Regions from separate parts of the Mus musculus genome. Here all the other regions are linked to region 3. The links are chromatin loops, found by intact Hi-C in ENCODE. Cell type or tissue: gastrocnemius. All regions are shown on one strand.

The links. Hi-C counts contacts between places; a loop is a spot of excess contacts. Peaks named below come from ENCODE experiments on the same cell type or tissue, not always from the same donor. Only the 100,000 strongest peaks of a DNase experiment are listed, where the experiment ranks them.
Region 1: a loop joins it to region 3, with 6 times the contacts of the local background. A loop is called at or near these places in 32 of 42 quality-filtered maps.
Region 2: it touches region 3 in a loop (9-fold over the local background); 33 of 42 quality-filtered maps call a loop at or near these places.

The regions. Positions count from the first base shown.
Region 1 is chr6:51,865,639-51,868,138 of GRCm38, reverse strand. The region is part of intron 11 of Skap2 (src family associated phosphoprotein 2); the gene reads left to right. Among named protein-coding and RNA genes, the nearest start is that of Skap2, 150 kb to the left of the region's middle. In gastrocnemius, no CTCF peak of the experiment used is centred here; a DNase peak (open chromatin) is centred at 1,329.
Region 2 is chr6:51,875,012-51,877,511 of GRCm38, reverse strand. All of the region lies in intron 10 of Skap2 (src family associated phosphoprotein 2), which reads left to right. Among named protein-coding and RNA genes, the nearest start is that of Skap2, 140 kb to the left of the region's middle. In gastrocnemius, a CTCF peak has its summit at 1,397 (motif pointing left); DNase peaks (open chromatin) are centred at 137, 476, 1,121 and 1,467.
Region 3 is chr6:52,203,400-52,205,899 of GRCm38, reverse strand. All of the region lies in intron 1 of Hoxa3 (homeobox A3), which reads left to right. It overlaps Hoxa5 (homeobox A5), which reads left to right and starts at 1,313. Exons shown (of 2, transcript NM_010453.5): 1 at 1,313-2,111. The coding sequence starts at 1,550. It overlaps Hoxa6 (homeobox A6), which reads left to right. Exons shown (of 2, transcript NM_010454.3): 2 at 1-1,042. All of the region lies in intron 1 of Hoxaas3 (Hoxa cluster antisense RNA 3), which reads right to left. In gastrocnemius, a CTCF peak has its summit at 1,228 (motif pointing right); DNase peaks (open chromatin) are centred at 1,248 and 1,978; H3K4me3 peaks cover 1,534 bases; H3K27ac peaks cover 1,770 bases.

The DNA of each region.
Region 1 (2,500 bases), 340 kb after region 3:
TCTGATTTCTGTAGAAACCTGCATACATGCGTATATACCCCCACACACATACACATAATTAAGCTTTATAAAATAGATGTTTAATAAATTAACAAGTAACACGTGTTCATAGTTGAATGGTTAGCTTTTTTTTTTTTTTAAGTAGAAGAGGTTCAGGGGAAAGCTTCTATCTTCTATTTCTTGTTCTTTGCAAGATCAGATCCCTTTTGTTTCCTTTGCTTTTTTGTTGTTGTTGTTGTTGTTGTTACTTTGTTTACACACTCTGAAGGAAAAAGAATCTTGCATTGAAAAGGCTTTCTTTCAGTGTACACATCCAGGTCCATCATTTAGGAAAGCTGGGGCAGAAACTGAAGCAGAAACCACAGAAGAAAGCTTACTGCCAAGGACGGTACCTCTCGAAGTGGCCTGGGTCCCTTTACATAATGAGCAATCCACGTAATGCCCCACAGACATGCTCCCAGGCCAGGTGATGGGGGCAGCCCTTCCCCGAGGTTTCTTCTTCCCAGCTAACTCTAAGCTGTGTCCAGTTGGAGGCGCAAGGCAGGGGCTTTGGAAGTGTTCTGCTTCGTTGTTGTTGTGCTTCTATTTGGCTTCCATAATTATTGGAAAGGGAAAAGAAATTGTTCAAAAGCAAACACAAACATTGTGGTGTTATGAGCACTTGTTGTGTGCCTATTTTGCATGGTACTTCATGGAACATATATGTGTGATTCAGCCTTACAGGAAGTCTATGCCCAACAGTGTTTCTGTAGAGACTACCCACAGACACAGCTAATCAGTGCCTTCTCTAGAAATCAATGCTGAACCCACCCTAAGTCCTTTCCAGTCCTGGCACTGTGTGGACCTCAGTTAAAAGGTTACCTTTTTGACTTTTTGTATCAGAACATTAAAGTATCTCAGCCCAGTTATAAGTAACACAGATGGTTGGTTGATTTTTTTAATTAGTTAATTTTAATTATTTATTTTTGATCAGCAGCTATTTGTTAAACCCTTTCTGTGCAGAGAACTAGTTGGAGCTGGACCCAGAGAAGCTTTGAGTGGCTTCCCTTCCAGGATCCTGAGCTGGTGGCAGAGACAAGGAGCCTAAGAAACAGTGCTAATAAACAGTCCTCTAGGCTGCCCCTGCAGAGCGGAGGAGGAAAGGCAGAGAGATGAGCGTGCAGTATCTTAGAAAGGATTCCACCAAGTTGGAACTAAAGTAGACCTTTACTTTTTTCAGCCAAGAAGTATTTAAGTGTTTGCTTGGTCTTTTGTCTGTTAGCCATAAGCTCTTGTGCCCCGATTGGCAGACAGAGGGACACAAGGAAGCCAACCAACTGTCCTTTTCTACCCAGTTTGCCCACTGCTTCCCTCCTGTGCCTTGGGTGTGAGCCACACCTGCTGTCCCTGAAAACAGACATTTTTCCTTTTAATCTCTTCACACAGGCCCTGCATTACTCTCTTCATTCTGTCTGGAGGCTCCACCTACCTGTTGGCTTTTTCTACATAAAACTACAAAGCCCCACCATAGACTCATATGCTTGCCCGTGTGTGCCTCAGTGGTCAGGGTTAAGATCAGCTCTTCCCCCTCCTCCATGTCACTCCTCCTTTCCCTGCCCAGTGCCTCTCCTCCCTCACCTTTCCTGCTTTACTCCTTCTTGCTACTTTCATTCTGAACTTCCTGTCTTAAAGTATTTTTGTATTTAGCTAATACCTCATAGAATGACAAGTATTTAAAACACATTTACTAAATTATAGTTAAAATTAGGAAAGAATTCTGGCTTCATAAGGCAATGATGGAATCACGAAATTAGGAGAATTTTAGTGCATGCCCTTACTTTACAAGTGAAGAAATTAAGGCTCAACATAATCAGAGAAAACCAAATAAAGACGAAGGATGGAAGAGCTACACCAGTGGAGACTTTCCAAGATGATGGGGTTTCTGTAGCCAAACTTGTACCTCCAGCCTGAGTTCCCTGGCAACCAAACTCAAAACAGAAGAGCTAGGGAGCTGAAATTCCTTCCAGTCAAAAAAGGAGAGCCCTGGCTTTGCCCAGCACTGGCTGCTTTGAAAAGCTACATTCTCATAGGAACCTCTAGAACATGCGTGGATGATTGAACCTCGGCAACTTTTTCTAATAAAAAAGGGGGCGGGGAGCAGGGCAGGTAATAGCCTCAATAACAACAGCAACAACAACAAATATGTGTGTGTATGTAACTAAGGGCTTCTACAAAGACCCAAGTGTATAATAATTCAACTTACTGATTTATATTAAATATGAAGTTGAATTATTATAGTCTCAGTGAGGAATAGAAGCATTACAGGCGAGAAGGAGCTTGCCCAAGTTACCCACTTCATCTACAACCAAGACAGGCAAGAAGACAGAAAGCTCAAGAAGATGAGAAGAGCTGAAGACCCCACAGGCGCCTCCCTGAGATGTCACCCACCCCACCCCCAGCGGGGCTGTCAGTGCTTAGTCCTAGTTGGCTTATTTCTCCAGAGAAACGGAATCAGGTAGGT
Region 2 (2,500 bases), 330 kb after region 3:
AACATGCCGAGTAAAGACAGCGAAACCACATTATCTGTGCTTGTGAGTGTTCCATAGTCTACAGAATGCCTGCCTTTCTTGGGGCCAGGGATGGTTCTCAGCAGGAAGGCATTCTGACTAGCCTACTCGAGGCTCTGCATCTGCTATCCCTGTGCCACAAAGCAAAGCAAAGTCATGTCCTGTGGGTTATCTCCCCGAGCACAGGCAAAGACTGCTAGTGTTTGTGAGCCTTCTGTGCTTTCAAAGCTGTTTTTGTACATGAGTTTTGTCTATGTGTGTTTAGAGCCACTCCATTTTAGAGATAAGCTATAGGAGCTTCCTGCTTTCCACAAATAAGATCACTCCTGATTCTTTTTGTCTGGCATGCTTTCCGGGGAGGCAGCTAGCACACACACTGCTGGCCTTCCCCTCACTGTAGATGCCCGCTCTTCACTTAGAACGCCAGTCATAGACGCACAGATGGCACACAGAGTGCTCCTCAGCGGTGCTCACTGTCCATGGGACCGACCGTCCGTCATTTTTTGGACTCCATCATCATCAAGATTACAGGAGGCACAGTTGAAAATGTGTCTTTCCCCGGCTCTGCTGAATCCCTGGCTCTTCCCTGACTTCCTTGCAGCAGTGAGGTTTAATGGAATGCCCCTGATGCACATCTAGGGAGAGATGCATCTTGTACACCGTGGGGGTCTCTCCCCTTGCTGCTCCTGTAACTCCCATTAGTGTTAATGGGAGTCTCTCCAAGTGTATCCAGGGAAAGAGAAACCAAAGTGGTAAGAATGTGTATTTAAAATCACTGGATACTTGGGGTTTTTTGTCCTTTCTTTCCTCCCCCTACTTAAAAAAAAAAAAAACAAAAAACAAAACAAAAAACAAACAAAAAACATGTTAATTGAAAAGTACTGTGAGAAGGTCTGAACCAGAGGAGGGCCCGGACAGCTGGGACCTGGGATCCCACAGCTCCACCAAAAACTTTGACCTCAGTTTTTCAGCCAAAGTTTGTTTCTTCCACGTCTTCGGACCAAGCCTAAGGCCTGAGCAGCGTGGGGAACAAGTTGGGGGGTGGGGGAAGGGCTACTGGGGAAACTAGCTATTTAGACCTTCTTTGACTTGGCTAGAACTGTGTGGCAGGCCTCACGTGTGAGATGATGTCATCCTGTCTGCTCTAACTCCTTGACTTTCAAGCTGACACTGAGAGACCACATGGGGTGCAACATTTGACCCAATTAGCAGTTGATTTAATCTGACAGGAATGTTTCAATTCTAAATCTCTATTTGTCTAAATAAGTGGTTTTTAAAGGAAATCAGTCACTTTATTATTAAGTGATTTTTAAAAAAAAAAAAAAAGAAAGAAAGAAATGGTCAATGCTTGGAGGTATCTGGCCAGCTGGAGTGCCCTCTAGTGTCTGTTTACAGAATGTATTTAATATATGCCTGGGGGCTGGGGGAGGATGTGATAGGGGTGGCCACAAGCACTATTAGCTCCTGGTTGGATTCTGGGGCTTGCACATGCCCCTGCTGGTTTTAGTGCTCTGAGCCCAAGTGCTACTACAGTGGAGAGGCCAATACAGGGTCGGTCTCTCTCTCTCTCTCTCTCTCCCTCTCCCTCCCTCCCTCTCCCCCCTCCCTCTCTCCCTTCCTCCCTCCTTCTTCCTCCTCCTCCTCCCCTCCCCCAATCCTATCATGCCGCTCCTATTGTCCCTCTCTTTCCATCCTAAAAAATAAAAATTAACAGAGGATTCTGTTAGGTTGTATTTTCTAGTCCTTGTTTATTTTCTCACAAATTTAAGTGAAACGGTGCATCCCACAAATACTTAGATTCCATGTTATTCAGATTCTCCTTTTTAAAAAATGTTAAAGACATTAAGGAGAATTTAAATCTCCTAATAAATTAATACTTTGTGGAGATCAACACTATGCTGACTGTACTAATGTGGCCGTTTGTATTGAGGTTGCCAAGACGCCTCTTGTTTAAAAGTGAGATGACAAGCCTGATCCAGCATCCATGTCCACGTTATCCCGTGGATTCAAAGCTGACATTGCAGCGATGGAAGCTGTCAGCACATCTGTGTTCCGCCTGGCTAGTGAATACACGGGCATTTTGTGTCTTATTGATATAACTTGCAGTCTTTTTTCCTTAACTCATCAGAACTCAATTATCACGAAATTAAAAACAGGAAACAGTTCTCTTGTGTAACAAAAGCATCCAGCGTATTTAACTGTGTGCTGTGTTTTAGGAGCCACATTGTGTGAGTGACAAAGCATACATTATCCAGTTACTGTGGTATTACGGAGCGACGAGCACTAAATAATCAATCAGTTAATGGTGTGTATGGCAGTTTGAGCACTTCACATCCATTGTGCTTATGCCAGGAGAAGGATGAACTGATAACGCCACTGTGGGAGCCTAATGTCCTAGACCTGACGAACAAAAGTCTGCATTAGCAATTTCACAGCTGCAAAAGTATTTTAGAGACAACTTTGAGAGACTTTGGATACAAAT
Region 3 (2,500 bases):
TACGAGCTGGGCCCCAGCCCTGTCCCGGCCTCTCAGGATGCCCCTAATCAAGAAGCCTGAGGAACAAAGAGGAACACCCCCCTTCCCCGACAGAACCAAATCTCTCTATCGGCGCGTAACCGTCAGTGGGAGAGTAGCAGCCTCAGCCGAGGCAAGCCAACCTGGGTTTACAGCTTGGGAGCGACTAGGCTCCCGCAGGCTCCCAGCTCCCGATTTCCACTCTCAGCCTCATACAGCTCGGACGCAATCCACCTCGCAGCTTTCAGGACCCAAAGAGGGGGCCCAAGACCATGAGAGCCGCAAGAGTCCTGGCTTCCAAACGTGCCAGGGACGCCTGAGATGCCAGGCCTCTAGTAGAGAGAGTCTGCTCTCTTCTCAGCTACATTTGTGATTTACTTTCGTCTTTCGGAGCCCAGGAAAATAACTACGGTGATACTAGACACAGCCACGAAATGATTCCATTAGTTCCCGCAATTTATTCCCAGTGGTCTAAGCGAGATCCCAATAGCTCTACCCACCGATCCCAGCTTCCAAGCAGCCTCGGAGGCCGTTTGGGTATCAGGGCCCAATCTCTGGGTTCACCAAGAACCCTGCTACCTGGGGCCGGGCTGATCAGAGGAACCGGACCAGGGATGAAGATCTTCCAGGCTGGATAAATAAACAAATCAGATAGCAAACTAATGGCACGAAAAACATATTTGCACGGAGGAAAAAAATGATTCTGGTTATACGAGTGTATGGAATTTGACCTCGCCTCGGAGAAACACTACACAAAAGCTGTCTTTAATAGACGCCTGTGGTTTAAGAGCGGCAGGGGCACTGTCCTTCATGCGTTCACAAAAACAGAGCCGTAATTGTGGCTGCTGCTGTGGGCAGGATTTATTTCTTCAATTGGCTAAATCGTCTTCCCTTCCTCGAAGGTGATATCTGTGTTTTCAAAATTCACAGCTGCCGGCCGGGCTGGCAAACCGACCCCAACCTCTACACAAAAATAAGAGGGGATACAAAGCCGGGGAAATAAAGTTGTTGTAAATAATTCTAAGTCACCACCTCCCCCGAATCCTCTGTATCCTCGCCGGGCGTGCGATCGGCAGCTGACGGCCTCACAATTGGTACATCCTAATGGAACTGCGAGGGAAATGCAATAATTTTGCCATAATGGGCTGTAACCTCAATTCGACCCCGGCCCTTGAAGCCCGAGGTCGGAAGCGAAGCGATGCGCCCAGTCTCCAGCGGGTGGCGCTCGAGTCCGACTGAACGGCGGCAACGGGTGGCGGGGACGCGCCCAGGGCGCGCGCGCCACCCCTCTTGCCTCCACCCAACTCCCCCATTAGTGCACGAGTTTACCTCTAGAGGTCATCAGGCAGGATTTACGACTGGACAACAAAAGCACGTGATTCGAAGTCGTACCCCATATTTGGGTGCCTACGTAGGAGGGAACCGAGTACATGTCCCAGTCATTTCCATAATTCATCATAAATTGTGCAAGGGTGCTATAGACGCACAAACGACCGCGAGCCACAAATCAAGCACACATATCAAAAAACAAATGAGCTCTTATTTTGTAAACTCATTTTGCGGTCGCTATCCAAATGGCCCGGACTACCAGTTGCATAATTATGGAGATCATAGTTCCGTGAGCGAACAATTCAGGGACTCGGCGAGCATGCACTCCGGCAGGTACGGCTACGGCTACAATGGCATGGATCTCAGCGTCGGCCGTTCGGGTTCCGGCCACTTTGGCTCCGGCGAGCGCGCCCGCAGCTACGCGGCTGGGGCCAGTGCGGCGCCCGCCGAGCCCAGGTACAGCCAGCCGGCCACGTCCACGCACTCGCCACCGCCCGACCCGCTGCCCTGCTCAGCGGTGGCCCCCTCGCCCGGCAGCGACAGCCACCACGGCGGGAAAAACTCCCTGGGCAACTCCAGCGGCGCCTCGGCCAACGCCGGCAGCACCCACATCAGCAGCAGAGAGGGGGTTGGCACGGCGTCCGCAGCCGAGGAGGACGCCCCTGCCAGCAGCGAGCAGGCGGGCGCCCAGAGCGAGCCGAGCCCGGCGCCGCCCGCTCAGCCCCAGATCTACCCCTGGATGCGCAAGCTGCACATTAGTCACGGTAAAGCCAGCCGTTTTCTGATCCACGCGTCCGTGGGGGCGCGGGTCTTGGTCACTCTCTGTTCTCTGCAGCCTCTCTCCCGTCTCTCTCCTAGTCTCGCCTCTCTCCAGCCCGCAGAGCCTCTCCCTGCGGCTCCCTTTTCCCTGCCTTTCTCTTTACTTCCTCCCAATTACTGCAGCAGCGATCTGCATTCACAGATACTGGGGAGAGGGGAGGGAGGAAAATGGGGTGGCCGAGTAAGTTTAAATGTTGAAAGAGGAAGAAATTCCGTCTGGAACCCCAGTGCCTCGGAACTCTCTTCAGGGTCAGGCCAGCGGAGTAGGGCATGCAGGGGTAGGGATGGCAGTAAGGGCCGTGAATCGGGCTTGTCAGGGGAGATAATTTATGGG